2 separate regions of the Homo sapiens genome follow, and region 2 is linked to region 1. A link is a loop called in an ENCODE intact Hi-C map of the cell type or tissue named here. Cell type or tissue: psoas muscle. All regions are shown on one strand. Each heading gives the region's core, and the rest is flanking DNA. Links, peaks and the distances in the headings are about the cores only.

Region 1 (15,043 bases), core at 4,598-12,597:
TGCATGCAGTGGCTCATGCCTGTAATCCTAGCACTTTGGGAGGCCGAGGTGGCAGATCACCTGAGGTCAGGAGTTCGAGACCAGCCTGGCCAATATGGTGAAATCCCATCTCTAATAAAAATACAAAGATTAGCCGGGTGTGGTGGTGCATGCCTGTAATCCTAGCTACTTGGGAGGTTGAGAAACGAGACTCACTTGAACTCTAGGGGGTGGAGGTTGCAGTGAGCTGAGATCACACCACTGCACTCAAGCCTGGAGGACAGAGCAAGACCCTGTCTTAAAAAAAAAAAAATCCCTTTTCTTCCTCTATTGTCCAATTGTTTTGCTAAAATATGACTTGGTGCTGGCTGTTCTGGGTCAGTTTCCCTAGGTATGACAGGTAGCGTGATCTTTTAGTAGGACGTTCCGGTTGTCTTTCTTTCAGGAGGTTTTTCTTTCTTAGATCACTAACTGTGCATCTTGGGCTAATTACTTAATCAGAAATGGAAGCCTCCATTTCTGTCTGAAAAAGGGAATAATGAGAGACCCTCTTTCACAAGAATGTTGTGAAAATTAAACATCATCATATGCGCAAAACCCTTGACTCTGTGTCTTGCAAATAGTAAGTGAATATTAAATATTAGCCAGTATGACAGAGAACCTTAATACCAAAAAAGATTCTTTCAGAACACCATTGATCTTCTTAGCATTAGAAGAATCAATTACACTTAAATCCACTGCCTTGTAGTAATACCCTTTCCTTGGATAATCACCAGTATAACACATACTAAAAATTTTGCTTTTTCAATTTTTCCTTTATAGTTTAAGGCATTTCACCTACATTACATTCATTGGTTTTACATAAGAATTGACAAGTAGGCAGTAGTTTTTAAATAAGCATTTAAAATGTCCGAATATAAAATTAATAGATGTTCATTGCAGAAACTTTGGAAACTGGAAAATAATATTTTTAAAGAAAAAACTTACCTTAACACCCAAAAAATACACTCACAAAATGGTAGGTTTACCCTCAAATTTTCTTCCTGTGCATTTAAAAATCAAAGTTGTGATTCTCTTTTACATACAATCTTTTGTCCTGGTTCTTAAACCCAATATAATGCAAATAATAACTTGTTAGCTTGAGCCACCAATCTCAGCACAGTGTCTTATCCAACAAAAACATACATGACCTTAAAAAGCCAGGAGAAGTCTGGGTGCGGTGGCTCATGCCTGTAATCCCAACATTTTGGGAGGCCAAGGCGGGGGGATCACGAGGTCAGGAGTTTGAGACCAGCCTGGCCAACATGGTGAAATCCTGTCTCTACTAAAAATACAGAAAAATTAGCCGGGTGTGGTAGTAACATGCCAGTAATCCCAGCTACTCGGGAGGCTGAGGCAGGAGAATTGCTTGAACCCAGGAGGCAGAGGTTGCAATGAGCTGAGATCACACCATTGCACTCCAGCCTGGGCAACAGAGCAAGACTTGGTCTCAGAAAAAAAAAAAAAAAAAAAAAGGCCAGGAGAAATCATGTAAAACTTTACCCAATATCTCTTATGAAGGTGGTGTTGGGGGAGATTGAAGCAGATGTAACAAGGAGAATTCCTAGAAAATTAGAGCAATGTAAAATGGACTTGGGGATGTTTTGCTGTGTTTTCGTGGTTAACACCCCCTTCAGAGTCCCCAGAGATGGTTACGGGACAATGACCCGTGTCTTGCTTGCCTTGCCTTAGCCCTCTGTTCTAGTTGTCCCTGACATCCATTCTCCCTTTATTTGCTATAACTGGGATTCTGGGTTTGGCATATGGTAGCTCTACTGACTATATTTCCAAGACCCTTTTGCATGAATGCATCATCGTGACCAAATTCTAGCCAACAGGGTGTGCCTAGAACTGACGCGTGTAACTTCCAGGCTGTGGTCCTGCAGGGAAGGGGTGTTCTTTTTTCTTCCCCTTTTCTCCTCCTTTAGAATGTGGGGACTGGAGCAGTCATCTTGCGCTATGAGATGGAGGCTGTGCTGAGAATGGTAAGTCACAGAAGGAAAAGAAACTGGGTCTCTGATGATGTTAGGATTCCCAGACAACCTGCCTGGATGTCTCTGCAAGATAATTAAACTTCCACCTTGTTAAATAGAAGTTTCCCTGTCAGAGCAACCAAACCTACATTCTAACTAATACACCTTCACATGTGAGTTTACACTCAGTTCTCATTGGCTTTGCACTTGCTCAGGTCTTTGATCCCCTGGTCTGGTATCTTTGCGAATGCCTCATCACACAGGTGGGTGATCCATTCCTGCCACCACCCTTCCCCGCCCAGGCCTGGGCATGGAGACCCTTCCCTTCTATCTTAGTGCCCCTCTAGCTCCATCAGGCAGAAGAGCCCATGAAGCATCTTGTTGAAAGTAATTAAGGCCAGGCGCGGTGGCTCACGCCTGTAATCCTGGCACTTTAGGAGGCCAGGTGGCCCAGGAGTTCAAGACCAGCCTGGACAACATGGTGAAACTGTGTCTCTAAAAAAAAAATTAAAAATTATCCAAGTGTGGTGGCGCATGCCTATAGTCCCAGTTACTTGGGAGGCTGAGGTGGGAGGATCACTTGAGCCCAGGAGGTGGAGGTTGTAGTGAGCCATGATCGAGTCACTGCACTCCAGCCTGGGTGACAGAGTGAGACTCTGTCTCAAAACAAACAAACAAACAAACAAACAAACAAACAAAAAACCCAAGTGATTAATAAACCTTAAAGAAACAATGTTTTGATAGCTGAAAATATTCCATTCTAGAATTTTTAAATCAAACCCTATTATTGGTTATTTAGGTTTGTTTCCAAATATTTGCCATTACAAAAAAAATAACAAGGCATAATGGGAGGAAAATTGGCTGAGAGAGGCAGATGGGAGTTTGACCTCTGCTCCGACCACTCACCATCTGGGTGATTTGGGACAAGGCATTTTTCCTCCCTGGCCTTCAGTTTTCTCCTTTGTAAAATAAACACTATAATACTCATCTCTCTGATTTGTTATGGAGATTAGAGACCATTACATAACTCAGCTAGCACAGTAGCAATCATATAGGAGGCTCAATACATGGTAATTACCAGCAGAGGAGTAGTTACGTGCTTTTGTACATAATACTATTTCTAGGTACCAGAGTTTTTTATTGATAAAACTCCTGAAGCAGGAGATTACTGGTTCAAACAATATAACTTGTTCAGATTCTTAATACACACTTGATAGGAATTATTTCTGACATTTTTTCAGATGAAGAAACCAAGGATCGGAGAAGTTAAGCCATTCATCTTGGGTTTTAGGGCTCATTAATAGTAGAGATCAGATTTAACCCATATTTTCTAACTTTTAATCTAGGGCAGTTTCTACTGTATGTCACACACCCAGAACCAGAACCCTTACAGTACAGGAAACTGAATTAAAACCCTTTGTGAAAATCAGATAGGCGTGATGGCTCACATCTGTAATCCCAGTATTTTGGGGGGCTGAAATGGAAAGATCGCTTGAGGCTAGGAGTTTGAGACCAGCCTGGGCAACATCTTGTCTCTACAAATAATAATTAAAATGTGTGTGTGTGTGTGTGTGTGTGTGTGTGTGTGTATTAGCTGGGTACAATAGCTCACACCTATAGTCCTAGCTACTGAGGCAAGAGGATCACTTGAGGTTGCAGTGAGCTATAATCTGTCTTCCACTTCAGCTTGGGCAAGAAAGTGAGACCTTGTCTCTCATAAACAAACAAACAATAAAAAACATTTTGTGAAAATCAACTGTGTTTGTATCAGCTTCTTTCTAATACTGTTGTTACATTCTGACCTCTGCTTCCTTCAGTGAACTTTATGGGTGTCTAATACCGTTGCTACATTCTGATCTCTGCTTCCTTCAGTGAACTTTATGGGTGTTCAGTAAGGAAGGGTGTGGAGAGAAGCCACCAGCTTCAGGGAGTCAGGAGGGCTGGGATTTCTTCCCAGTCTTGTTATCTACTATTCATATTCTCTTGGCAGAAAAGTCAACTTATCTGGGCCACAGGTAACTTATCTGTAAAGTGAGAGAACTCTGGGTGATACCTAAGGTCACTTCTTGTTTAAAGTTCAATCATTGAGCAGAGTGAGGTAGACAATTCTGAGGAATCCAGACTGAAACTGACTTCCTCCATGCCCTATAGTAAATATTAGGTCACAGCGGAATGAATTGTTGCAAAAGGTATGTACATTTGTTCGTAGATTTTCATTCAATTTTTTTTTTTTTTTTGGGGACAAGGTCTCACTCTTTTGCTCAGGCTGGAGTGCAGAAGCACAATTACAGCTCACTGCAGCCTCAACCTCCTGGGCTCAAGCCATCCTTCCATCTCAGCCTCCTGAGTAGCTGGGACTATGCGTGTGCACTACCACAGTTGGTTGATTTTTTTGATGTTTTGTAGAGACAAGGTCTCAGTATGTGGCCCAGGTTGGTCTTGAACCCTGGAGCTCAAGCAATCCTCCTGCCTCAGCCTCCCAAAGTGCTGGGATTATAGGTGTGAGTCACCGTGCCTGGCTCAAGATATCTTTCTACATCAGAAGGACTCCTCATGTATGCATCATCCCATAAATGTTCAGGAGAAGTTGTGTTGAAAATTGAAGATGGGTCTACTCAAGAGTTTTATGTGTAAGAAAAGCATGTATTCGTATGGTAAAGGGCTGGAGGGAAATGAAGAAAGGAGAACCACTTGATTTGGAGAGATAATATAACAGTAGAATTTGTCATGTTTTTGTTAAAGGGATAGAGTCTTGCTCTGTCACCCAGGCTGGAGTGCAGTGGCACCATCATAGCTCACTGCAGCCTCAAACTCCTGGGCTGAAGGGATTCTCCTGCCTCAGCCTCCCAGGAAGCTGGGAATATAGGAGCACACCACCACACTTGGCTAATTTGTTTTATTTTTTGTAGAGACAGGGTCTTGCTGTGTTTCCCAGGCTGGTCTCAAACTCCTGGCCTCAAGCAGTCCTTCCATCTCAGACCCCTAAAGGGCTGTAATCACACGTGTGAGCCATCATACCTAGCCCAGTTTGTTTTTTAAATTTTCCTTAATGTTGTTTATGCAGTAATAACATCATCATTGACAACAACAATCATACTTCTTCTTCTTTTTTTTTCTTCGAGATGGAGTTTCGTTTTGTCGCCAGGCTGGAGTGCAGTGGCGCAATCTCAGCTCATTGCAACTTCCGCCTCCCGGATTCAAGCGATTCTCCTGTCTCAGCCTCCTGAGTAGCTGGGATTACAGGTGAGCATCACCATGCCCAGCTAATTTTTGTATTTTTAGTAGAGACAGGGTTTCACCATGTTGGCCAGGCTGGTCTTGAACTCCTGACCTCGTGATCTGCCTGCCTCGGCCTCCCAAAGTGCTGGGATTATAGGCATGAGCCACCGCGCCCAGCCAACAATCACACTTCTTAAGATGCTGGTGGTGAACTTGGACTTTGAGAACTTTGCTTTGAGGACTTTAAAAGAGGAGTCTTCTGTTTGACTTGGCATGGGTAAACATAATAGATGCAAGTAGCCTCGTGGTAGGGGACAGGAGGGTATCTCTGAAATTGTCCAGAATCTACAAATGGGCAGATTTGTGCACATAGCATATTTAATTATTTGTTGCACAAACAAGTGTTTGAGATGCAGCGGCAGGGGATTGCCTAAGCCTCTGTTACAGCATTTACCTGCTGGCTCCAACCCTCCCCTCGCTCCAGTCTTACTTTCTGCACCCACTTGAAAGCAGAGGCCCTGTGTCCTCTTCTTATTGCTCTGAAAGTGGAGGGCAGCTTGGTATCCGTAGTTTTCATCCATGGGTGGTTTTGCCCCGCAGAAGGGATATTTATCAATGTCTGAAGACATTTTTCCTTGACATAAACGAAGCGTCTAGTGTCAAGGCCAGGGGTGCTACTAAACAGCCTCCAATGCACAGGGTAGCCCACATAGCCAAGAATTATGCAGCCCCAAGTGTCAATAGTGCCAAGGTTGAGAAACCATACTTCAGAGATAAGAGAAGCAAAGACAGGGTGGAGGCTTCTACCCTGGTCCCCTGGGGCAGGCCATTGTTTGCAAAGGGCACAGAGAGTGAGCAGGGGCAGGGGCTGGTCCTGCAGCTCTGCCCCAGTGATGTCATCGAGCCCTGGAACTCGGTGCCCTTCCTGGAAGGGCTTCGCCTAGATGGAGACTGACCTGACAGGAATCGGCTCCACCTGTGGACGTACGGAGTTGGACTTTGTCCCAAAACTGTGCCTGTGACATACATTCCTACCTTCACAAGGCTCCTTCATGCCAATCGCCCTGTCTATAAAGCCTGTTTCTCACTGCAGCAAGCTTCCTGCAAAGCCAGTTTCTCAAGCTTGCCATCCCGAGGGGTGTGGTGGCATAGCTCGGATGCTTCCGAGCCTCCTCTTCCTTGATTACATGAATTCCAAGACATGCAAGGATGTTCTAGACAAGGAGGCCAAGCACTTGGTGAAGGGGAAACTGACAGCAGCAAGGACTGAGAAGAGAAGCTTTGAGAAATGATCATAAAATAGTCAGGTTCTGATGAGGAAGTGCAACTAGGATTGGCACGAACTCCATGCAAAGGATGATGATGGTGCAATGTTTTTGTGAGTTGAGTTCTGAGAGTTGGCTTGGAGCATTGAGAAGGGAAAGGTGAAGAGAAAGGAATTGGTCAGAAACACAGAAATCAGAAAGGAAAGGGGTTCACAAGCAGGATAAACAGTATCTGTCTCTCGATAGTGGAGAATGGGAACTTATTAGCTGACCATGGCTTGGTAAAAATATTTCTTCCAACAGCTGGCTTCTTCTATTTTAATTTCATATTCACAGCACAACTCCAATCCGAATGTATTTTTTTTTCCAAGGTTATTGACCTGCTAAAATGAAGATGTGACTGTTTTCACTGTAAATGTGTGAGTGAGCATGTTGGTTTTGTTGAGTCTTGCCCATGGGAAAGGACTTGAATAAGTCTGAATGGTGGGATCTCTAACGCTGCGAATTCTGGAAACTGAGCTGGAGGCCTTTGGCAACCTCCATAGCAACAAGATGAAGACCCACATTGCTTCTGGAAGAGTCTTTCAGAAACCAGGTATTAAAACTGGTTTTCAGCAGTCATGGGTCTCTGTGCACAGATTTGCATACCAGAGCGGTGCTCCTGAAATATATAGTCTTGTCCAATCCTTCATGGTCGACATCGCTGATGGAGAGAGGAGATAAGGTTTCAGAAACACCTGATTGTTTGTCTCTCCCTCTCCCCTAGAAGGATTTGGTCCCCCCCATTAGTCCAGCTGAGGACATAATCATATTAGTTAAGCAAGACAGTAGGGTACCTGGTTAGGAAAAAGGGAGGGCCTTTTAAGTCATAGGAATGGGTCAGGTAGATGGGCCCCAGCAGATCAGTAGACATAAAAGTTTTTTCCAGGGTAAAACAGATTACAAGAGATTCTCAAAAGCAGACTCTCTGGAGCGATTGTCAAGGCTCATGTGGTAAGCAGGGTGGGGCAGACCCCTGTGAAACAAAGGAGGCTGTGTCTCCTCAACTCCCGTGCCCTTGGCACCCGCCTCACTCAAGTCCCTTCCCTGGTGGTTTGGGCCTTCTTCTTCCAGCTGCTCCAACCACTGGCTTCTGGAATGTTTTCAATCTTCAGTCTCCCGCTCCAGACTTTGACTTTGCTCGGTGGACTGTACCTGCTCAGATCTTGGTCCCATTTTCCACCCCGGAGCCCCTACTTGGCTTAATCACACTCAGACTTGCCTGGAGAGCTTAAACAGATTCAATGTAAAGGTTCCAATGGAGGGAAATGACTATGCGTCCCCTTGATGCAATGTTGTATTTCTTCTGCCAGATCCCATACCCTTCATCTGAGATCAACAAAACCAGAGGAAGAGTTTGAGCTGGGTCAGCTAGGAAAATACCACCTGCACTGTGACATTATTAAGATGTACGGAAGCTCTGTAAAGGCCAAATTACAGTGTGGAGCCCATGTGGCAACAAGGAAAGATGCTTATGGTGAAATGGTTCAGTGAAATAGGACTAGAATGTATATGATGCCGAGATTACAGCCCTGTACAAGAAGATTTCTCAAAGGCAATGCTCTCAGAAGTATCTAGGTCTCCAGTCATAGGGCTGCTGGATCAGAGCTTTTGGGGCTAGAGTCCAGGAATCTGAACTTTAAATGAGTTTTCCAGGTGGTTCTTCTGCACTCTATAGAATGAGGTCAGCTATGTAAAGAACTGTGTGCTCAAGGCATCATATTGCAGCAAAGAATTGTGGCCAGATTCAGTGGGACTACTGATGGATTTTTCTTAACCCACAATTTTCAAATTTTATCTGTACAAATAAAGTATTTTACTTTTATAATAAAACAAAATACATGAAAATAAAAACAAAAATAAATAAAAAGTTAAAAACATATCAATAAAAAGGATAGATAAATTAGATGAAGAAGGGCCTGGAGACAGGGACAAAGGTAGGCAGCCACTGATTGGCCCAGGTGAGAGAGGATGAAGACAGGACCTTTGCAGTGCAGGTGTAGACAGACAGGTCCTTTCGACCCAGACTTAGGAAGGTTTGATGCCAGCTCTGGGTTGCTGGCTGTTAACTTGGGGTGAGACATTGAGCTGTAGGATGTTGTTGTGAAGTCCAAATGTAATAATTGATGTTCTTGAGCACTTTCCATGGGCCAGTCCCTGTTCTGAGTGCTTCACATATCATGTGATCATCACAGAAGCTCTTTGGTGTAGATACTATCATTATCCCACTTTTTCAGATGAGAAAATTGAGAAACAGAGAGGGTAAGTAACTTGCCCAATGACACTCAGCTAGGAAGTGGCAGAGCTGGGAAGTAGGTATGGACGTACACTGTGATGTGTACAGCTCCATAGAATGTTAGGGGGCAGCATTTTTCTGTCTCCTAAACGTGGCAGAGTAATCCCTTTAATTAGAAGGAAACCTTTAGATTCTTCTTAGTGGCTTCACATATTGCTCTGTTTCTAAAGAGTCTTTCTCTCTCTCCCTGTGATCAGCACAACCTGAAATGGAGGCTCTCAAGTGGGAAAATACCATCCCTCCGTGGCAAGTATTGTTGAGGGAAGCCCAGTCTCTACTGTCAGGCTTCTCACGGTACATCTGCTCTGTGACCTGGAGGTGTTACCTGCACTTCCAGCTCCAGGAACTGGCTCCTTAAGCCAGAGCTTGGGTTCCCGTCAATAGATCTGGGCTCAAGTCACAGCCCTGCCACCTACTGGCCATGGGATTGCCTGCAACATATTTAACGCAGGGGTTTTCAACCAGGCTGCCCTGTCTGGGGATTACCAGGGATTGGGCATTTAAAACCCTCCAGGTGACTCTCGTGCACAGCCGGTGCTGAGAACCTCTGGCTGACCTCTCCAAAGCTTTTTGTTCCTTATGTGTAAAATGGAGGGATCCACTCTTCACCAAGATTTATTCATTGAGCACCTTTGTTTTTTTGGCCATCAGCAAAAGCCCCCAATTTCAGTACTACATATCTCCCATGTAACAGTTTGTGATTAGCCGCAAACTAGACCCAAACCTAGCTGATCCGACTGCTGGCCAGTTCTTCCCCCCATTCCACAGCCCTCCATCAACAGCTATCCCAGCTGATCCGACTGCCGGCCAGCTCTTCCCCCCATTCCACAGCCCTCCATCAACAGATATCCCAGCTGATCCGACTGCCGGCCAGCTCTTCCCCCCATTCCACAGCCCTCCATCAACAGATATCCCAGCTGATCCGACTGCCGGCCAGCTCTTCCCACCATTCCACAGCCCTCCATCAACAGACACCCCACTGATCCGACTGCCGGCCAGCTCTTCCACCATTCCACAGCCCTCCATCAACAGATACCCCACTGATCCGACTGCCGGCCAGCTCTTCCCACCATTCCACAGCCCTCCATCAACAGATATCCCAGCTGATCCGACTGCCGGCCAGCTCTTCCCCCCATTCCACAGCCCTCCATCAACAGATATCCCAGCTGATCCGACTGCCGGCCAGCTCTTCCCCCCATTCCACAGCCCTCCATCAACAGATATCCCAGCTGATCCGACTGCCGGCCAGCTCTTCCACCATTCCACAGCCCTCCATCAATAGATATTTTCCACACATGGTTGTTCTGAGGATCAACCACGAAACTCCAAGTACAGTGCCTGGAGCATGAGTCAGTAGCAGTAATATACTTAATTAACTTGAGATTAGAACATTAGAACTAATTCTAATTTACATCTTTCCAGGTATCTTGGAGCTCAGTACATACATACCTACATACTACACACACACACACACACACACACACACACACACACACGTATATATGAAAAAATAAAGACAAACAGAAATTAAAATACATATAGCCGGGCGCGGTGGCTCACACCTATAATCCCAGCACTTTGGGAGGCTAAGGCAGGCGGATTACCTGAGGTCAGGATTTCGAGACTAGCCTGGCCAACATGGTGAAACCCCATCTCCACTAAAAATACAAAAATTAGCCAGGCGTGGTGGTGGGCGCCTATAATCCCAGCTACTCTGGAGGCTGAGGCACAAGAATTGCTTGAACCCAGGAGGCAGAGGTTGCAGTGAGCAAAGATCGAGCCACGGCATTCCAGCCTGGGCGACAGAGTGAGACTCCATCTTGAAAAAAATAAACAAATAAAATTAGGGCCCTTACCCCTAGTCCTGGATTTCCTGGATCAACTTTTCTCATCCAGGTCTGCGTCAGGTGGTCCTTGGGATCATTACAATGTGGTCTGTTTGCTGGAGTGGAGGAAGATGATGGCTTCCAGTGGAGCATGCGGGCTTGGAAGTGGTGTGGATGCAGGATGGCTTGAGCCATATCCCGTTTGTCTCCCTGAAGGTCCCGTTTCAGGAAATCTTTGACTCTTGTTTTGGGGTATTTGAGTGACTTCCTGATATAGTCCCCAAATTCCAGGGCTGTGGCTCCAGGGGGCCAACTGAGGGCTGTGCATTCTCAGGGTGACAGCCTGAACCACACAGACGTCAGGAAAGCCTTCCTTGAAATCCCTGCGCACTTCCCCTCTCCATATCAGAATCATCTGGAGACTCGTTAAAGCACAAGTGTGGAGGGTTAAAGCAGAGTGTTTGATTCAATACAGCTGTGGCAGTGCCTGAGAAGGCGCATTTCTAAGTTGTTCTCAGAGGCTGCTGATGCTGCTGGTCCAGGGACCACACTTTGAAAACCACTAGACTAGGGAGAGAGCTGGCATCATCACCTGAGTCTTGTGAGGCTGCCTCTTGGGGATTCTAACAGTGACTTTGAGGCCTCTAGGCCTGACCTGGTCCATGAACTCTTTGTTCACGTTGGAGGATAGAAGACCACGGGGAGAAGTAGGAGGAGGAAGTTTGGGCAGATCCACGACCAGGAGTGTAGGAACTCACACTTGAGGCTGGACAGGGAAGTCTAGAGTACAGAGTCTGTTGTTGTTGTTGTTGTTGTTGTTGTTTTAAAGAGGTAGGAGTCTTGGGTGTTTTTTTTTTTTTTTGAGTTGGAGTCTAGCTCTGTTGCCCAGGCTGGAGTGCAGTGGTGTGATCTCGGCTCACTGCAACCTCCACCTTTCAAGTGATTCTCCTGCCTCAGCCTCCCGAGTAGCTGGAATTACAGGCATCCGCCACCAGGCCCAGTTAATTTTTGTGTTTTTAGTAGAGATGGGGTTTCACTGTGTTGGCCAGGCTGGTCTTGAACTTCTGACCTAGTGATCCACCCGCCTCAGCCTCCCAAAGTGCTGGGATTACAAGCGTGGGCCCCTGTGCCGGCTTTTTTTTTTTTTTTTTTTTTTTTTTTAAAGAGGCGGGAGTCTGTCTATGTTGCCCAGGCTGGTCTTGAACTCCTGACCTCGAGCCATGCTCCAGCTTCAGCCTCCCAAGTATCTGGGACTACAGGCATTTGCCGCCATGTTGGCTTAGTTACAGAAGTCGTACACGCTAGGATTGAACATCAAAGTCCAGGGATAAATGCAAGCCTTGAATGCCAAGAAAGTCTTCACAGCAGACAAGGTTCAGAGGCAGCAAAATGTGGGATGGTGATGCCAAATGGGAATCACTGCCATGATGAATCCTCAGGCAGAGAAGGACCTGAAATTCTGTGTGCAAAGGTGGTGAAAAGGGAGGTGGGATCCTGAGCTCATAGGGTAATAGCTAAAGCCAAAGGCAGAGGTGAAAGACCATAGATGCATTCTGATTGGGCCTGGGGCAGAGGAGCCCAGAGCCCTAGGAAGCAACTCTGGCCAAGCCATGTGGAAATATCAGTGTGATAGGCGTATGCTTTTTGCCACAGGAAACTTAAAAATAAGTTTTTGTATGATGCTAACTGAGGCAGGTAATTGACCTTGAGAAACTGCTTTGGTAAAAAATATCTGATGTCAATGGTTTTTGCACGTTTAGATAGTGAGTCCCCAGGCTGGTCTAAGCCAGCCATTGCTGTGAATCTGCTGGTTCTCTTAAGTGTCAACTTCATTCATTTGGAAATCGCATTGTATTCTTCTGCAGTATGGTTAAGAGCAAGTGAGGGCTGGGCTCGGTGGCTCACACCTGTAATCCTAGCACTTTGGGAGGTTGAGGCGGGTGGATCACGAGGTCAGGAGTTTGAGACCAGCTGGCCAATATGGTGAAACCCCGTCTTTACTAAAAATACAAAAATTAGGCTGGGCACAGTGGCTTATGCCTGTAATCCCAGCACTTCGTGAGGCTGAGGCGGGTGGATCACCTAAGGTCAGAAGTTCAAGACCAGCCTGGCCAACATGGTGAAACCCCGTCTCTACTAAAAATACAAAAATTAGCAATGGGTTGTGGCGGGTGCCTGTAATTCCAGGTGCTTGGAAGGCTGAGGCAGGAGAATCGCTTGAACCCCGGAGGTGGAGGTTGCAGTGAGCCGAGATTGCGTCATTGCACTCTAGCCTGGGTGACAAGAGTGAAACTCAATCTCAAAAACAAAAACAAAAACAAAAAACAAAAAATTAGCTGGGCATGGTGGCAAGCAGCTGTAGTCCCAGCTACTCAGGAGGCTGAGCCAGAAGAATCGCTTGAACCCGAGAGGCGGAGGTTGCAGTGAGCCGAGATTGCGCCCCTGCACTCCAGCCTGGACGACAGAGTGAGACTCTGTCTCAAAAACAACAACAACAAAAAAAAAAGAGCAAGTGAGATGCAAGGCTGGGGTTGGGACAGGTAACTGCTTTCCCTGCAGGAAGCAGTGAAGCCCTCGAAGAGTCCTGTGCTTCCCCCAAGCTCTTCATTACTCATTCAGGCTCGCTTGGACATTTCCAGATCAAATGAGGGCACACTGCTTTAAATGAGAATAGGAGTTATTTTTTGTCTAGGAGTTATTTTTTGTTAGGAAAAAAAACTGTACTCTGACTCATCACAATAAAAAACATTTTCAACTTGCTGTTCTTCAACCGGTAAATTATTTTTATCGGAGCATCTTAACATCATTAGGCTAACACATGTGCTCTGAAATTCGCTGGTATCCAGGTCAAAGGAGGTTCACTTCTTTTGCTTGGAGCCTGGGATGAAAAGGACACCAGGATCTGAATGGTTAGCATTCTCCATTGACAAGCATGTTTTAGTTCTGTCTTGCATGTGTTTTCTTCTTAATGGAATTTTAATTGCACTGAAAACTGTGTTGGCTAAAATAAGGCTCAGGAATGCATATGAAGTCGTAAGGTGAGTAAGCGCACAAATGGAAGAGAAAGTGAAATGCGCAAATGTGAGGCTGCCCACGAACCTGAGAACGGCTGAGAGGGCCTCGGAATTATATTGAAAGGTCTTTGGAACACAGAGGGAGTTTGCAAATACTCTCTGCAGTACTCCTCAGAGAGATTTTTGAGAGCATTTTTCCTAATTCAAAAAAGATCCAGAAAGTGAAACTCAGTGTGTTCATTGGGTTAAGTATTCACACGGGCGTTGTTTTGAGAACTTTCTTGGACTAAGCCCACATGACTGTCGTCACCATGCAAGGGAGTGGCTCTTTGTCCATTGTCAGCCAGTCACCATGCAAGGGAGTGGCTCTTTGTCCATTGTCAGCCAGGTTTTAACGACAAGATCACATCTCAACCCCCATGTTGGCATGTGATTCCTTTCTCTTCATCCCAGTCCCTTAATTCTGTCAGGCCTACAAAATTTTTGTGAACGATAACAACAAACACAAAAACAAACAAAGGTCCAGGCGCGGTGGCTCATGCCTGTAATCCCAGCACTTTGGGAGGATGAGGCGGGCAGGTTAACTAAGTTCAGGAGTTCGAGGCCAGCCTGGCCAACATGGTGAAACCCCATCTCTACTAAAAAAAACAAAATACAAAAATTAGCCAGGTGTGGCGGTGGGTGCCTGTAGTCCCAGCTACTCAGGACACTGAGGCATGAGAATCACTTGAACCCGGGAGGCGGAGGTTGCAGTAAGCCTAGATTGCACCACTGCACTCCAGCCTGGGTGACAGAGTGAGACTCTGTCTTAAAACAAAAACTAAAACAAACAAACAAAAACAAAGAATACTGGCGTTGCCAAGGACATTCAGTGTCTAATCCAGTCTCTGATGGTATGGACATTTGGGGCCTGGTTGTTTTTTTACAACCCTAGAACAGCAGTCCCCAACCTTTTTGGCACCAGGGACTGGTTTCGTGGAAGACAATTTTTCCATGGCGGGGATGGTTTTGGGATGAAACTGTTCCACCTCAGATCATCAGGCATTAGATTCTCATAAGGAGCGCTCAACCTAGATCCCTTGCAGGCGCAGTTCATAACAGGGTCCGAGCTCCTATGAGAATCTAGTGTGGTGGCTGATCTGACAGGAGGCGGAGCTCAGGCAGGAACACTCACTGGCCCACCACTCACCTCCTGCCGTGCTGCCCGGTTCCTAACAGGCCACCAACCTGTACCAATCTGCAGCCCGGGCGTTGGGGACCCCTGCCCTAGAACATCCCACATGGCTGAATTTACACCTTCTCAAAATACGGGATAAACCATTTTGGTGAGATAGGAGCCTTTTCTCTAAGACTTTAGTGTTTAGCCTTTCCCTAGCTCTCTCCAACACTTCCA
Region 2 (15,043 bases), core at 2,796-10,795, 190 kb before region 1:
GACTTCAAAGTTTCATCTGCAGTGACATGCAAAACCCACGCACCGGGGAAACCAGCATCTGGGTTCCATGTGGAAGGGGACTCTGTGTGGGCACAGGCGGTGAACTGCCTCGTCTTGCTATCTACGCAGAAGTGCTTTACTGGTTGGGCGTGGTGGCTCATGCCTGTCATTCCAACACTTTGGGAAGCCGAAGCAGGAGGATCACTTGAGCCCAAGAGTTCGAGACCAGCTTGGGCAACATAGTGAGACCATGTTTCTATTAAAAAAAAAAAAAGTTTTAAATAAACTGGGCGTGATGTCACATGCCTGCAATCCCAGTTACTCAGGAGGCTGAGGTGGGAGGATCACTTGAGCCCAGGAGTTTGAGGCTACAGTGAGCTCTGATGGCACCACTGCACTCCAGCCTGGGCAACAGAGACCCCGTCTCAAAAAAAAAAAAGAGAGAGAGAGAGAGAGAGAGAAAAGTACTTTACTAATGAAACCCTGGAAATAGAAATCAGGTCAAGATTGGCCATTCCAATGGCTGTCTAGGACAGAGACCGAGTTTCTACTTTTGCAACCTCTATTTGGACATTTAACACCTGTTCACTTATCAAAGCGGGACTTGTAGGATCAACAGGGGACAGCCACTGGCCCACCCTGCCTGAAAGAAACTACACCACTATGCTTTACAAGACCCTAAATATATGGCCTTTCATAAATTTAACAGGCATAAAACCAATTAATCAAAATTGTTTTACATAAATATCAAAAGCAATGCATTTACTTATAAGGTCCTTAAAACTCAGTCACAAAATTATGATATGTATGTAAGTAACCGCAACATGCACAACAGTCCCTCAGAGCTATGAAGTCATTTCACGGGTCACCCCCAAACCCCATGACATTGCCACATCGGGACATCCTAACTCAACAGCAGGGCTGCAGAGAGCAGAATAGAGTGGCACAAAACAGACCAGAGGCCAGACTCCCTGGTGTGAACACCTGGATCATCAGACAGAACTAAAGCTCTTCATCTGCCCATCCCCTAGCAACAAAATTCCAGGACAGCTGCCACAAAGGACCCCAGCCGCACCCACAGCAAGCTTCACACACAAGTGCCTCCAAAACACTGCAGACTGAGGTCAGCGTGGCCATTCTGGAGTGAGCAGACGTACCTTATTTCTGTCCAAGTCCGATGGCTGAAGAGCTCCATTCTCGAGATTCTTGGGATCTTTTTCTCGGATTGTGAAGATCCAGTCCCCAGAATCACTGCCCCCCGAGGCTTGGCCATCTGTTTCCCTTAACACAGAAATGCAGGAAATCCCATCAGTGCTCGCACACCTGCTCTGGGGGCGCTGGGACGTTCAGGGGGAGGCCGCCTGGGGACCTCTAAACCCACACCCACCAGCCCCAAGTCCCCACCCATCACACCCTTGTCCAGTCCCTCTGGGATTTCCCAAAGACCCCCCCGCCTCCTCCCTCACAGAGAAGAGACCATCGGGAGGTGGTTCCACAACTCCCTGGCGTGCCAGTGTGTGCATGCCCACCCTCCTCCTCCTCCCGGAGAACACCTCCCCCACCTCCCTGGGAGCCCATCTCTGGGACATCAGCTTCTCTCTGCTGGGCTCCTCCTCTCACCAGGGAAGCAGATGTCCCTGTGTTGGGTGTGGTGGCTCATGCCTGTCATTCCAACACTTTGGCCTCACCTTGGCCATCTCTCAGCCCTGGTTCTGGGATTCACACTCACTGCCTCTATTTGGTACCCTCCACTCGCTCCAAAGCCCACCCGTGTCCCTCCGAGCGCTCCCTCCCCCATCATGAGATGATGGTGTGCTGATCACTCCCTGTCCTGTATGGGCCTCAGAGGCAATGAGCCCCAGGCCCTGCTGATCATCCCCTGATGCCTGTGGCCCCATTAAGCCTGCACCTCCTCCCGCCCCTCGGCCATACCTCTCCCCTCTCACTCACAGGCGGAGCCTCACCCTCACACCTAGGGGCCAGCCTCACTCCCCCACATGCCCCAACTGACACCCTTTTTTCTCTCGGCTCAAGTGACCTCCACAGAGCAGTGGCCCCTAAGCCCGCTTCACCTGCCCAGCTTTCTCACCTGAACTCCACACCTCGGTGCCACTTCACACTGGACGTCTCTCCTGGACAACTCAGACTCACACACGGTTCACCCCACACTCGGCTTCCCGCACCACACATCACAACACCTGGTGCCACGCTGCCCCAGCCTGGAACATTGGCTTCCCTCCTTCACCCAAATCCACCGCCGCGTCCTGGCTCTCCAAACCTCTCTCCAGTCTCTTTCTCTTGTCATCCCTGTTGCTACCCCAGCAATCTCCCAATGGCAGTACCTCAAGAACTTCCGGGGGCAGTGGTCTCAACCTTGGCTTTAAACTGGAATCACCTAGAGACCCTGAAAAACCACTTAGGGTCTCATCCCCGGAAATCCTCATTCAACTGGCCTGGCACATGGACCTGCACTGTGGGCCAACTTTAACTTCTGCCAAGGCATGCACGAGAACAGACGAGTCCCACGCTCGGACTTCCAGACACAAGTCTGCCCGACCACCTCCCCCAGCCCTCCCCACACAAATGGCTCCAGCCCCACTCCGCCTCTTAAGCCAAGGGAATTCCTAGATGCCAAACTTGACAGCAATTCTCAGTAAGCCACTCCTGGTACAGAAGCTTCTACCAGACACAATACAGAATCACAAACACATGCATTTCTGGCCTTTCAGACATCCATGTAAAGCAGTTTCACCTGATCAGGGTTTTACAAACAGGAAGTTTAATGGAAAACAGAACAGAACAGAACGAAACAAAACAGAATGAAACAGCCAGGTCCAGTTCCCCATGCACAGCTCTACCACAAGAGTTCACTCGCAGAAACTCCACCAGCAACGTCAAGAGGCTAAACAACTCCCAAACAGGCCCAGGCTGTGTCTAACACAACAATTGCCACCAACCTGGATTGTCTAAAAAAAAAAAAAAACTCAACAGAAAACGAAACCCACACCAAACAGTGACAAAGACCAGCGGATCCCTCCCACACACATGCTTGGGTCACTCAGGGGCCGACTTACGCGTCGGAATCCTCGGAGCTCGAGTCGTCATGGCTCTGCTCGGCCTTCCATCTCTTGTACCTGTCGATGAGCTCGGTCAAGTAGGAAGTTTTCTTTGCATTGCGTAGTATAAACTTGTGCTTCAATAACTCCTTAGCAGTGGGTCTCTGGAAAAACACACCCAACAATTAAAGTATGAGATGAAGTTCTTGGTCCTACCCCAAAGGACAGACTTCTGCCTCAAAATGTCAACCGCCACACTGACACCTGATGGCTGGACTCTCTACTCCACAGCGCTTCTCACTGCAACTCACCCAAAGACGAGTCGCTCAGGACCTACGCCTGGGCTCTGGGTGCTATGGTGGGCAGGGCACTGTCTTTCCAAGGATGTCCCTAATAAATACATTTTCACAGAAAACTCTGCACAGAGCTTCACAGGGATCATTTAAGAGAGCTTAAATGATCTGGTCGGGCGCAGTGGCTCACGCCTGTAATCCCAGCACTTTCGGAGGCCGAGGCGGGCAGATCACGAGGTCAGGAGATCGAGACCACCCTGGCTAACATGGTGAAACCCCGTCTTTACTAAAAATACAAAAAAATTTAGCCGGGCGTGGTGGTGGGCGCCTGTAGTCCCAGCTACTCAGGAGGCTGAGGCAGGAGAATGGCGTGAACCCAGGAGGCGGAGCTTGCAGGGAGCCGAGATCGCGCCACTGCACTCCAGCCTGGGCGACAGAGCAAGACTCTGTCTCAAAAAAAAGCTTATCTCCTAGTTTATAAAATACTTTATGACAAATGCTGACAAAATATATGTTCTGTGTTGTTTAACTTTTTTTTTTTTTTTTTTTTGAGACAGTTTTGCTCTTGTTGCCCAGGCTGGAGTGCAGTGGCACGATTTCGGCTCACTACAACCTCGCCTCCCCAGTTCAAACGATTCTCCTGCCTCAGCCTCCTGGGTAGCTGGGATTACAGGCCTGCACCACCACACCAGGCTAATTTTTTGTATTTTTAGTAGAAACGGGATTTCACCATGTTAGCCAGGCTGGTCTTGAACTCCTGACCTCAGGTGATGCACCTGCCTCGGCCTCCCAAAGTGCTGGGATTACAGATGTGAGCCACCATGCTGGGCTGCTTTGTTAACTTTCTGTATTAACGTTTGGCCACATCCAACCATATAATAGAAATGTCAATTTGGAATTATCTCAGAGAAACTGGAAAGGAGCCAGGAGATCCCCTTTTTCCTGTCTGCTGAAAGAGCAACTGGATGCGCTTCACCACCAACTTTCCCGGTTTAGAAGGGCTATTTCCCAGGTCCCTCCCTCCCTTCCCTTGTGATTGGGCTGAGGACTTCACCCATGCCCTGGGCTCAGCATGGCCACCGCAAGCAGCACCTGGTCAGCTGCCTGCCTTGAGGATGGCGATAGTGACAGGGAATGTGCTTCCCAAGGAAACCAGCATGGCCCAAATGGGAACAGACAGCAGGAACACCCAAACACCGAGTCGAACCAAGTTCCCACTCACTCCAAATTACAAAAGCTTGATTACAAGAGCCAAGCATGTTTTCAGATTCAAACTCATGAGAAACGTGGATCACCTCAAGTATTCTCCCTCCCTGTCCATCCAAGGGTGAAACCCCAACTACCCCGGAGGTGCTCATATTCTCGCCTCTCAGCCAGCTCCTCGGTAGCTGTGGGGTGGAGCTCTGTGTGCTGGGGCATAAGCCCATACAGGACACATGCTTTGTATGGGAAGACATGCCTGCACACATCTCCACTGGTGCTGGTGCATGATGGCTGCAAGAAACATCATCGTGTAATAAAATGCAGAGCATCGTGGCATGCAGGACAAGCCCCACCACCACCCGATGCTGATGTAGTCATCAAACACTGGTGTGGTGGTCTCAGCCTGCATCTCCTTAGACGTACTTAGAAAATGTTGCATTACCCATTTAATTCCTTTACCAGAACTGGCATATTAGGAAACCATGGTGCTCTTGTAAAAGTAACCACCCATTTTTACATAAGAGTTAAGAAAAGGGGGGCTCAGCTTAGCCTTCAGCTAACTCTGCTGGAAAACTCAGAAACAAAACAAGGACATATGGTGCTACCTCCAACACCAACACACACACACTACTTTCAAAGAAATGTCCTAATTCAGACAGAAAATGAGGCAAAGCCACACAGTCGTTACTGCTGTATGGCTCTGCCAGAGTCTATTAAACCTAAAAAGAGAAAGTAGGCAGGAAGGGGAGGGGAAGAAGCACAGAGGGTGGCTTGGTTATATTTTCTAATCTTTTGTTTCCTAACACATGCCACCTGGAAAGTGAAAACATTTACTTTAAAGACATATTTAGCCATTTGTTTCCAGCTAACCTTTGCCATTATTAAAAACAGTGTAACAGTTTATGGCCTGATCTTCTATAAATATTAAACATTTATGATTCCACATTTAATATTAAGGAGAATATTCTTCAGATTCAATGAAGTATGAGATGGCAGAAATCTAAAAGAAAATAAGGAGATTTTTAATACTTAAAAATTAAAATGTATTTGCAAACCAAAGAAGTCAATCATACTTACTTAGAAAAAGAAAAATGAATAATACCAGGAAGACAGCTGAAAAGAGTGATTAAAGCAATCCCAACAGGATGTATCTCAACCAAGTCAAGCCGCACATGAAGAGGTACGCTGTGATCCCTGGGAAACTTACAAAGCTCGGCTCCTTATTCAAACAGGCCTCCACAAACTCCTTGAGGGGTTTACTGTAGTTTCCTTCCAACGTCGGTGGGTTGTTCTTTGGAATGAGGAATAAAACTTTCATGGGGTGCAGCTCGGAATGAGGTGGTTCCCCTCTTGCAAGTTCAATAGCTGTTATGCCCAGGGACCAGATGTCTGCCTGCAACAAGAAAAGCATCTTTACAAACACCAAGCAGGAATCTATTCCAATACACAGTATTTAGGGGGAAAATGGTAACATGTCTCAATACTTCTGAGGTTTTGAAAAAGGTATTTTTAACTGATATTTAAAAACATAAGCCCTCGCTGTAATTTCAAAAGAGACAACAGGAGAAACTGTAATATGCCAAATGTTTTCTGCCTCTACATGGAGATGGCTTATCAATTCACTCCTACTACGCCTCCTGCTGGATGCATTCGGCATTCCCCGTGGAGTCCCGGGGGCCAGCAGGACCAGTAAGAGAGGTGAGCAGAGAGGAGGAGTCCGGAGTGGGTGTACGCTCGCGAGTCACCCCCTCCAGCAGTGCTTAGAACTTAGGGCACAGCTCTGAGGTCGAGAGTGGGCACCTTGGTCTCAAGATACCTGGGTTGAAATGCCAGTTCTACAGTCAAAGTCCTGTGACGTTAGATGAAAGAGCTAACCTCTGAGCCCTGTTTCTCTCATCTGTAGAATGGAGGTGGAAGAGGAGGAGGTGGCCATGTAAGGTGCCTTACCAGGGGCCCAGAACTTAAAAAAGTTTATTATGAAAATGTTCAAACATACAAAGAACTGAGAAATATTAATATAATGCATCCTCATCTACCTATTGCATGAATTTACTAATTAACATTTTGCCATACGAGCTTTGTCCATGTGTTCCCCGAGTATATTTTAAAATCAATCAGTCATCATGACATTTTCCCCCGAGTATTTCCGTGTGCCAATATACAGACTTTTTACTACCTATCAGTGCCTGAAATTAACACGAATTCCTTAATGTCATGTATAATTAAATGTTCTCAGCTGTTCAAAAACTGTCATTCCATGGTTGGTTTATCTGAATCAGGATCCAAAGTCCACGGGGTACAACTGACTGCCAGGTCGCTAAGGCTCTTTCAACCTACAACAGTCCTGTCCCCAGTCTCCCCAGGGACATCAACTTAAAGAAACAGGTCCCAAATTCGGGATTTGTCTGGTGGTTTCTTGCTGATGTCATTTACTGTGTCTCTCTAGTGTCTGCATTTTCTGCCGAATGTCCCAGAGGAGACATCTGCAGAAGCCGTGTGGCCCCACTAGGACATCTCAGGTCCAGCTGCCCCACCTCCTTCTGCCCAGCACAGGCCTGTGGCACAACCAAGCAGTTAGGCAAAGGAATGAATTCCTTGAATGTGTCATGTCAATGAGAAGAGCCAGGCCATCCTAAGAGGAACTTGACAGCTGATGAGACATTGACAGCATGTGACACCAATCCCCAAACAGGACAGAGGCCGACAATGAGGCAGGACATAGTCCTATATGGGCTGGCGAAAGACGAATGGGGACTGGGGTAGAGAACACGCCTGAGTCTGGTACAGCTTTCCTGCTGTTCTCACTGTGCACTGGAATCCATCATTATTCCAAGAACTTCAGTGAGAATCGAATACATCTCTCACACTCACTCTACAGCAAGGAAATGCATAGGCGGAAGCATCGTTGTGGCTGCAGGGTGCTTTAACTATCCAGAGGATACACTTACCATGTTCCTGCAGCCTTAGTGAGTACCAGAAATCCCTACTGGAAGCCCCCAAGCCCAGCAGTCCATGGGAATGATGCCTACGGCATATTCTATTTCCTTATTCTCAGTGAAGATGAAAAGCTGCCAGCAAGTCTTGTTCTAAATTCTTTCTACTAAATCTTGTACTGAAGGGGTCAGTCTAGAAGAGCTGACGTTGGAAGTAATACTATTTTCCTTCCCTCTACAACTTGGACTCTGCTTTATCTTGCATTGCATTATCTTAAAAATCAGCAGAAATGCAACTGATCCCAGTCTCTTGCCCCTAGGAGCAGGGAAGCAGGTGCATGGGAGCACAGGGTGGGCAAGCACCCAGAACTGTGGCAGCGACAGGAGGACAGGAGTGAGCAGGCACAAGGAGGGAGGACCGAGGAGGGGAGAGGCAAGAACAGAGGTGGCAATTGTGACTCTTGTGTGGCAGCGGTTCTCCACACCAACAGGTGGCTCTCAAGTTTGTGTGATTCCACATCTGTCTGCTTCCCCCAGGCCTCTCAGATTTCATTACAGCTACTGCTGTTTTCAAAGCATGCTGTCTCCTGGCCACACAGACCCAGAGCCTTCTCATTTGTAAGGGTACATAATAGTTATATGAATTTTTTCTGGTACAAGTATACAGTGTGTAACAATCAAATCCGGGTAGCTGGGATCCCCCTCACCTCAAACACGGCTCATTCCTTTGTGCTGGGATATTCCAAATCTTCTCTTCTGGCTATTTGAAACACAACAAATTATTAACTACGGTCACCCTATTGTGCTACTGAACATGATCTCTGACGGATGCACCTCCAGACCTCCAAGCACCTCTCAACCAGCTAAACACACTCGGTGACTGGCAGGCAGGCCCTGGCAGAAGCCGATCTCTGCTGAGAGTACGTCGGTGATGCGCTTGCCTTGATTTTACTCAGAGGCCCGAGGACTTGCTTTCAGGTTCAGGGACAGATAATAAGCAGGCGGCCGAACGCCTGCTTGCGAACGCCTGCTTCTGCACGCAGTGTGCACCACGGGAAGTTCACTGAGAAAACCCCTGCTGGCCCCATCTGAACGCAACCCACGTATCAGTCTCCTGGCTTCCAAGGAGGGCAGCCAGTACAGCACCATCAAGAACAAACATGGGGGCCAGGCGCGGTGGCTCACGCCTGTAATCCCACCACTTTGGGAGGCCGACGCAGGCAGATCACTTGAAGCCAGGAGTTCGAGACCAGCCCGGCCAACATGGCGAAACCCCATCTCTACTAAAAATACAAAAATCAGCCGGGCATGGTGGGCTGCACCTGTAGTTCCAGCTACTTGGGAGGCTGAGGCAGGAGAATCATTTGAACCTGGGAGGAAGAAGTTGCAGTGAGCGAGATCATAAGTCTGGGTGACAGAGCAAGACCCTGCATCCCCCCCCCCAAAAAAAAAAGGCGGCGGGGGGAGGACATCCTACTAGGTAGCCATGCCAGGGACACGAGGGTCACCCAGCTCCTTAGGATCCCCTCTTTGGACCCTCCTAAATCCAGCTGCAACCCAGGGTGTATGGTTCCTGGGCTCTCAGCACCCTGCGTCCCCTCTACCCCTCCTAACTTTGGATTAGTCTAAAGGGATCTCTTCTCCCCAGGACTTCTGTAGGGGGCTCCCAAGTGGTCTTCCTGCCTGCTGGCTCTCCCACCAGACATCTAACTATGAGTAATTTGGAATCCTGGACTGGCATGTGAATCAATGGCAAGCAATTTGGCATACAAATCGAAAGCCACAAAAATATCCAAACTTGTTAAAACCAATTACTTCGATTCCTAGGCATCTCTACTACATTTTAAATTTGGAAAATGGTATGGGCTGCCCAAAATATTCAACAGCAGCATTACTTATGTTCAACCTCAGAAGAATGATTAAGTTGCTATGGCACATTAACTTAATGAAGTAGGATGTACTCAACAATGTGTTGATAGGGAAACTCATAAATATAATTGAGTTTGTCTATTACTGCTTCTAGGAAAAATGACAGCAGATCAAGAACTTGTGTCTGAGGTTTTTTTGTGTCTTTTGGCAGGGAGGGGACTCACTCTGTCACCCAGGTTCAAGCCATCCTCCCACCTCAGCCTCCTGGATAGCTGGGACTATAGGGCATATCACCATGCCCAGCTAATTTTTAAATTCTTTGTAGAGGTGGGAGTCGGGGGGGCAAGGGGGGGTCTTGCTTTGTTGCCCAGGTTGGTCTTGAACTCCTGGCCTCAAGCTGTCCTCCCGCCAGGGACTCCCAAAGTGCTGGGATTATAGGCGTGAGCCACTGTGCCTGGCCTATGTCTGAGTTTTAAAGTAAACTTTATGTGGGGAGCAGGCAGTCATCTTCCAAAGCAATTAAAATGAGGTGGAAGGAGAGACCCATTTGGGAAAGATATGAAATTAGACATTAAGACACTGCTCACAGAGAAAACAAACAGTGGTTTCTAATATAAGCTCCAGTCAAAAGCTGCAAATGCACACATTAACTGCGAACGAATCTTCTCCTGGGGCATGCTCCTGAGTGACCACCCTGAGTTCTCTGTTACTGATGGTTCTGGACTCTCCTCAACATTGGGAGATGTGGGGATCTATGCAACAGCATCCTACATCTTCACAATATCATGTCAAATAAAGTACGCTAGCTACACATCTGAAGATACAATTTAAGTGATTTTAATTATATAGAGAAAATAATTCTAGAAGAAACCAACTCTATAATCAAGAAGAAAACCAGGGATAACCCTAAATCACAGCTGTAATCAATCAAAACAAAATCTCATTTGATATAAGCTTATTACTTAAGCAGATGCGATCATTAGGAACACACTTGTAACTGGCATCTAGAGGCGTATGTGATGTTTATGACCATTAAGAGCAACACAAGGTTGACCAAAGTGGCCCAACATTACTCATGCAAAAATAAAGCCTGCTGTCTCCTGGTTCACATTCTTCCCTGGCCCTCAGGGCTCATCCTCCCAGCCAGGCCTGTGGACAATTCCTGAGCCGTAGGCAGGAGCAGGGAGTCCATGGGCTCAGTGACCAGTGACAGGAAGGGCTGGTACGCAGTGCAGTAGACAGGCTGGCTGCCTGGGTTCTGGCAGCCCATCGGCTCATCCCACCACGCTTTCACTCATCTTCAACAATGCTATTTTTTTCCATCAATGCATCACCAGTTTCCACTTTTCACCATGGTTACACTTCAAACCAAGCACAATCCATTCGCTAACATACCATCGTAATGATCTTACAAGGAAAAAGGGAGATGAGAGTTCTTCAGCCCAAGACCTTTCTCTAGTGTTGAAACCGGAGGCTTCTTCGCAGTGAGCAGAGGTATCTCCCTTAGCACCATCTCCAAAGGATGGGGACTCCTTCAAACAAACCAAACTTCCCCAAATCACCTTAAAACAGTAGTAGTGAAGGTTCTTACGACATATGGGCAATCAGGACTTAGTAATGTCATGCTTAGGTTAAGACTGACATAAGATTCTCTTTGTATGCAAAGACATTCAGCAACACCTGAGCAGCCCAGACAAGATAAGGGGGCACAGCTACTGCCAGAGGTGACAATGCTCAAAAAGGTTCCAAACATATACAGGAAATGGAGGTTTGTATTCCCTTTAGTTCAGTGAGATGAAGAAGCTAGTGAGGCAGGTGAAGTCCATCACTTCTCCCAACCCACCCTTCCTTTGACAATCTGCGTGTGAACCTAGGTGTGACTTGGGCACGTGCCTTCATAACTACCATACAGAACCCTGTCCCCAATAGCTGGAAGGTCTTTCCTTACCTGCAGTGCACAGACTAGGAGGGGAAATGTCTACAAGTCATGCAAGAGAGAATGGAGGGAAAGCTGGGAAGCAGCTGAGTGAGCCATGAGACCAGAGCGGCCTCCAGTGTACCCTGAAGAGCACTGGCTGCCTGGCAGGCAAGCCAGCCACTGGAGGGACACACACAGGGCAGCCAGGAAGAGCGCCCTTATCAGGCCCTGCTTGCGACAAGAGCTGCCAGTCCAGAGCCACGCCCAGTGGGAAACAAAGGAAATCTCAGCCCTAAGGCCCCAGCGTGAAACCCCACTTCTGAGAACTTTGAGACGCAGACACAGACGTGACCCTCATCGGCCCTCACCACACGCCTCCCGGGTCCACAAACCTGGAAAGTCAATTTCACATCAACATAAGAGTTTGCTCATGATTTCCAGTTCAGAGTTGGAACTGGAACTCTGAAGGGAGGACTTGCCCTTCAAGGAAGGTGGGTGCGGATGGCTCAGGCAGACAGGACAGCTCTCGAATAAAGGTTCTCATGTGAGCAGTGATGGTGCAACCAAGAGCGGAAGATCTTCACATGGCCCTGTCTCCTTTTTTCCACGGCACTTTGCATGATCTGAAACTGCTTATTTATTGTTTCTTCTACTTCAGGAGAGGAGGGAGTGTGCTGTCGTGATCACAGTTGTATTCACAGTGCAGTTGCTCAGTACAAATTTGTGAATGAATGGCACCAGCTTGATTTTCTTCCTTTGAAGGCACTTAATTTTTTAATAAGTTTGTAATACAACTTTTTTCCTCTGGAAAAGGTTCTGACATATGTAATCATCTCTATTCATTCATTTTGCTTGGTACCAGGCAACCTCTTTGACTTATGGGTTCACATCATTCTTGACCTTGGGTAAGTTTTAAATCTTTAAACATTCTTCTATTTATTCTGGAGTTTTCTTTCAAAACACCAATTAAAGCTGTGCACTGATGCTTTCAAAACTCTTTTAAACCTCTCTCAGCTTGCATCTCAACTAGAACGCCATCCTGCCAGGGCCCAACCCTGAAATGGCCGCACACTGAGGTGCCCATGCCTTCTGCCCCGCCACTCTCTAGGGATATTTGTCACCTAAGGCAGGTAACTCACTGAAAATGGTGACTACAACACAGCACGCTTGCTCCTAAAGTGCTGTTAATTCTTCCTGTTTACTGTCAGTCTCCCCCATATGAATTTAAGACATACAGGAGAAGAGACTTTTGTTCTTGTCTACTCCAGTATTACTGGAATCCAGAAAAATGTGCCTACACAGAATGGGTTAAATGAAAGAATCAATATGAAATAAATACAATAATGAAAGAGAGAGAAAGAGAGAAGGAAGGGGAGGAAGGAAAGGGGAAAGGAAGGAGGGAGAGAGGGAAATCTAAAATCAGAGTCCTCAGTCACATGGTAGATCAGCTAATTTACTACAAAGAATGAGAAGAGAATAATCGAGGTGGTGTCATCCAATGAGTTAAGAAACATGGGTTCTAGTCTCAGCCTTGCCAAAATCTACACAGATGAACTTTGATAAATGGGGTCAGCTTAAAATAAAGAGAATGGACTAAACATGTAAGTTCCTGGTCGAGTCCCAAAATTACATGACCCCAGGAAAAGGGTCAACAGCCAAAGTGACTGCAGATGAGAAGCAGCCAAGGCAGTGTCCCTCCCACGTGGGGTAGAGACACTCCCAGGCAAGGGCACACACCCAAGACCAGCCAGGTCTGCTGTGTGGGTATGTGGGGGGTGGGGGAACCCATCAGTCACTCACCAGCCAGAGGCTGTCAAGGCCATCATAGTGCTCAGAAAAGTCACAGCCACCGCTACCACTCAACAGTGAGACGGGCTCACTCCTCCCAAGGTGGAACCAGGTACGCCTGCAACTTGAGCTACAACCTGGACGCTTTCTAACAGTCTATAGCTTGCAACGGTGACCTGGGTCTGCAGGGAAAGTCACCTGGTGCTTCCTGTACTATGTTTAACAAGGTGGGAAGTTTACTGGGTACTGGGAAGATTTCTGTTTAAAAGCAGCAGCAAGGTTCGGCCTATATGCATATCTGAGTTAGGTATTTGTTTGCTCAGAAACTTGGAGCCCAGGAAAGCCAATTCTCCGTGGATCATGTGGCCTTTTAACTGTGTACAGGGTCCTAAGAAGAGCAGACTGTGCGAACTGAAGTTAAACCAGAGCCCTAGGAGGCAAAGTCCCGGGATTTTTTGTCCCATCTAACAGAGTTCACAAAAGTGGAGGGCAACAGAGAAAAAGAATATGAGAAAAATTAGGAGAGTGTCCCTAACACAGGACAAGTAAAAAACAGTGGGAAGAAAGGGTTAGGGTTTCATCACATGTTGACAAGGACAGGCTGGGAACGAGAATCCTCAGAACTAAAAATAATAGGAAGACCCTGCAGCAGTCACTCAAAGCACTGTTCTTCCTCCATTCTCACGCTTCCGTGGACTCCCTTTCTCTTGTGGGAGCCCCTTTCTCTACAGGCCCCTTCAAGGTTGCCGATTCCACGCACTTGCACTTCGACCCCCAGCTGTGCCCAGACAGCAGGTGGAGCCCCTCTGCAACCGCACACGCCTCCACCCCTCACCACCATGGCCCTTCAGTTCCTCCCACCCCCCTCCAAACCCGCTCCATCCTGTGTCCCCGCTGCCACCAAACAAACATAGCCTGAGTTAAAAACCTCGATCATGGTGGGCTGGATCAGCACAGGGTATTAAATGATACAGCAGGAGACAGAGGAGAAAACTGTTCATAACCAAGGTTGAAGAATTACCTTTATGACCTACCTCAAGGTACCAGCTTCGTTCCAACTTAGAAAAGCTACCAGGCTAAAGAACAAAAGGCGGGAGCCCTCCAGGCCTCGTGAGGCACGGCGCCGCCCTCACCCTCCCCTCACCTTCGAGTCATAGGCCGACTGTTTGATGACCTCGGGTGCCATCCAGAATGGGGTGCCCACGAAGGTGTTCCTTTTGATCTGGGTGTCTGTCAGCTGGCCAGCCACGCCAAAGTCCGCCAGCTTCACCTCGCCATGCTCAGACAGCAGGACGTTGGCCGCTGCAAAAGAAAGCCAAGGCGGCCCTGGGCGGTGCGGACTTACAACTCCGTGCACTGCCACAAGCGCGTCTTCTCCCTGGCTGGGTGGCGAACCCACCGAGCACAGGCACCGGGGCTACACTTTTTGTCAGACCCCCTCAAAGCCAGCCCAGCCCAGGCAAGGCAAACGTGCAGGACAAATGGGCGCCAGCACCTTCCCTTGAGAAGTCTTCAGGGCAACCCCACCACCACCTTCAGTATTTCAAAGGAATGAAAACGGATGTCCTCTTACCTTTAATGTCTCTGTGGATTTTCTTCTCCGAATGGAGATAATCGAGTCCTTTCAGTATTTCTCTTAATATAGTAGCGATCTGGGTTTCATCTAATGGGCCAGGTTCTAACTAAGAAGAGAAAAAAATTCTTAAAGTTACTTAAATGATTATCTTATGAAAAGTTTGAGATAAAACAGAAACACTATCCATGTTAATGGACAAGGGTAATTAAAACCTGAAATCTTCTTCACTTAAAACACATGATTTTGCCCTAACAATTACAGTCCACTGAGGGACCCTTAAAAAAACAAAGGGCCCGAGAAAATGGCTTTGCTCAATGAAGCCAAGCCAGCAGAGAAGCAAAGAGGAGCCAATGAGGAAGCCCGCAGCCCCGCCTGCGCCTGCAGCTGACCACAGGGCGACCCCCTGG

What was found. Peaks named below come from ENCODE experiments on the same cell type or tissue, not always from the same donor. Only the 100,000 strongest peaks of a DNase experiment are listed, where the experiment ranks them.
Region 2: it touches region 1 in a loop (2.9-fold over the local background); 15 of 110 quality-filtered maps call a loop at or near these places.

The regions. Positions count from the first base shown.
Region 1 is chr13:98,644,369-98,659,411 of GRCh38, forward strand. No RefSeq gene overlaps it. Among named protein-coding and RNA genes, the nearest start is that of STK24-AS1, 75 kb to the left of the region's middle. RefSeq lists an enhancer at 9,001-9,120. In psoas muscle, for the core only: a CTCF peak has its summit at 9,225 (motif pointing left); a DNase peak (open chromatin) is centred at 9,233; H3K27me3 peaks cover 531 bases.
Region 2 is chr13:98,460,617-98,475,659 of GRCh38, forward strand. It overlaps STK24 (serine/threonine kinase 24), which reads right to left. Exons shown (of 11, transcript NM_001032296.4): 4 at 14,634-14,742; 5 at 14,205-14,362; 6 at 5,760-5,945; 7 at 3,075-3,220; 8 at 1,158-1,281. Among named protein-coding and RNA genes, the nearest start is that of FARP1-AS1, 32 kb to the left of the region's middle. RefSeq lists an enhancer at 3,101-3,602. In psoas muscle, for the core only: CTCF peaks have their summits at 6,219 and 7,999 (motif pointing right); a DNase peak (open chromatin) is centred at 6,206; H3K27ac peaks cover 356 bases.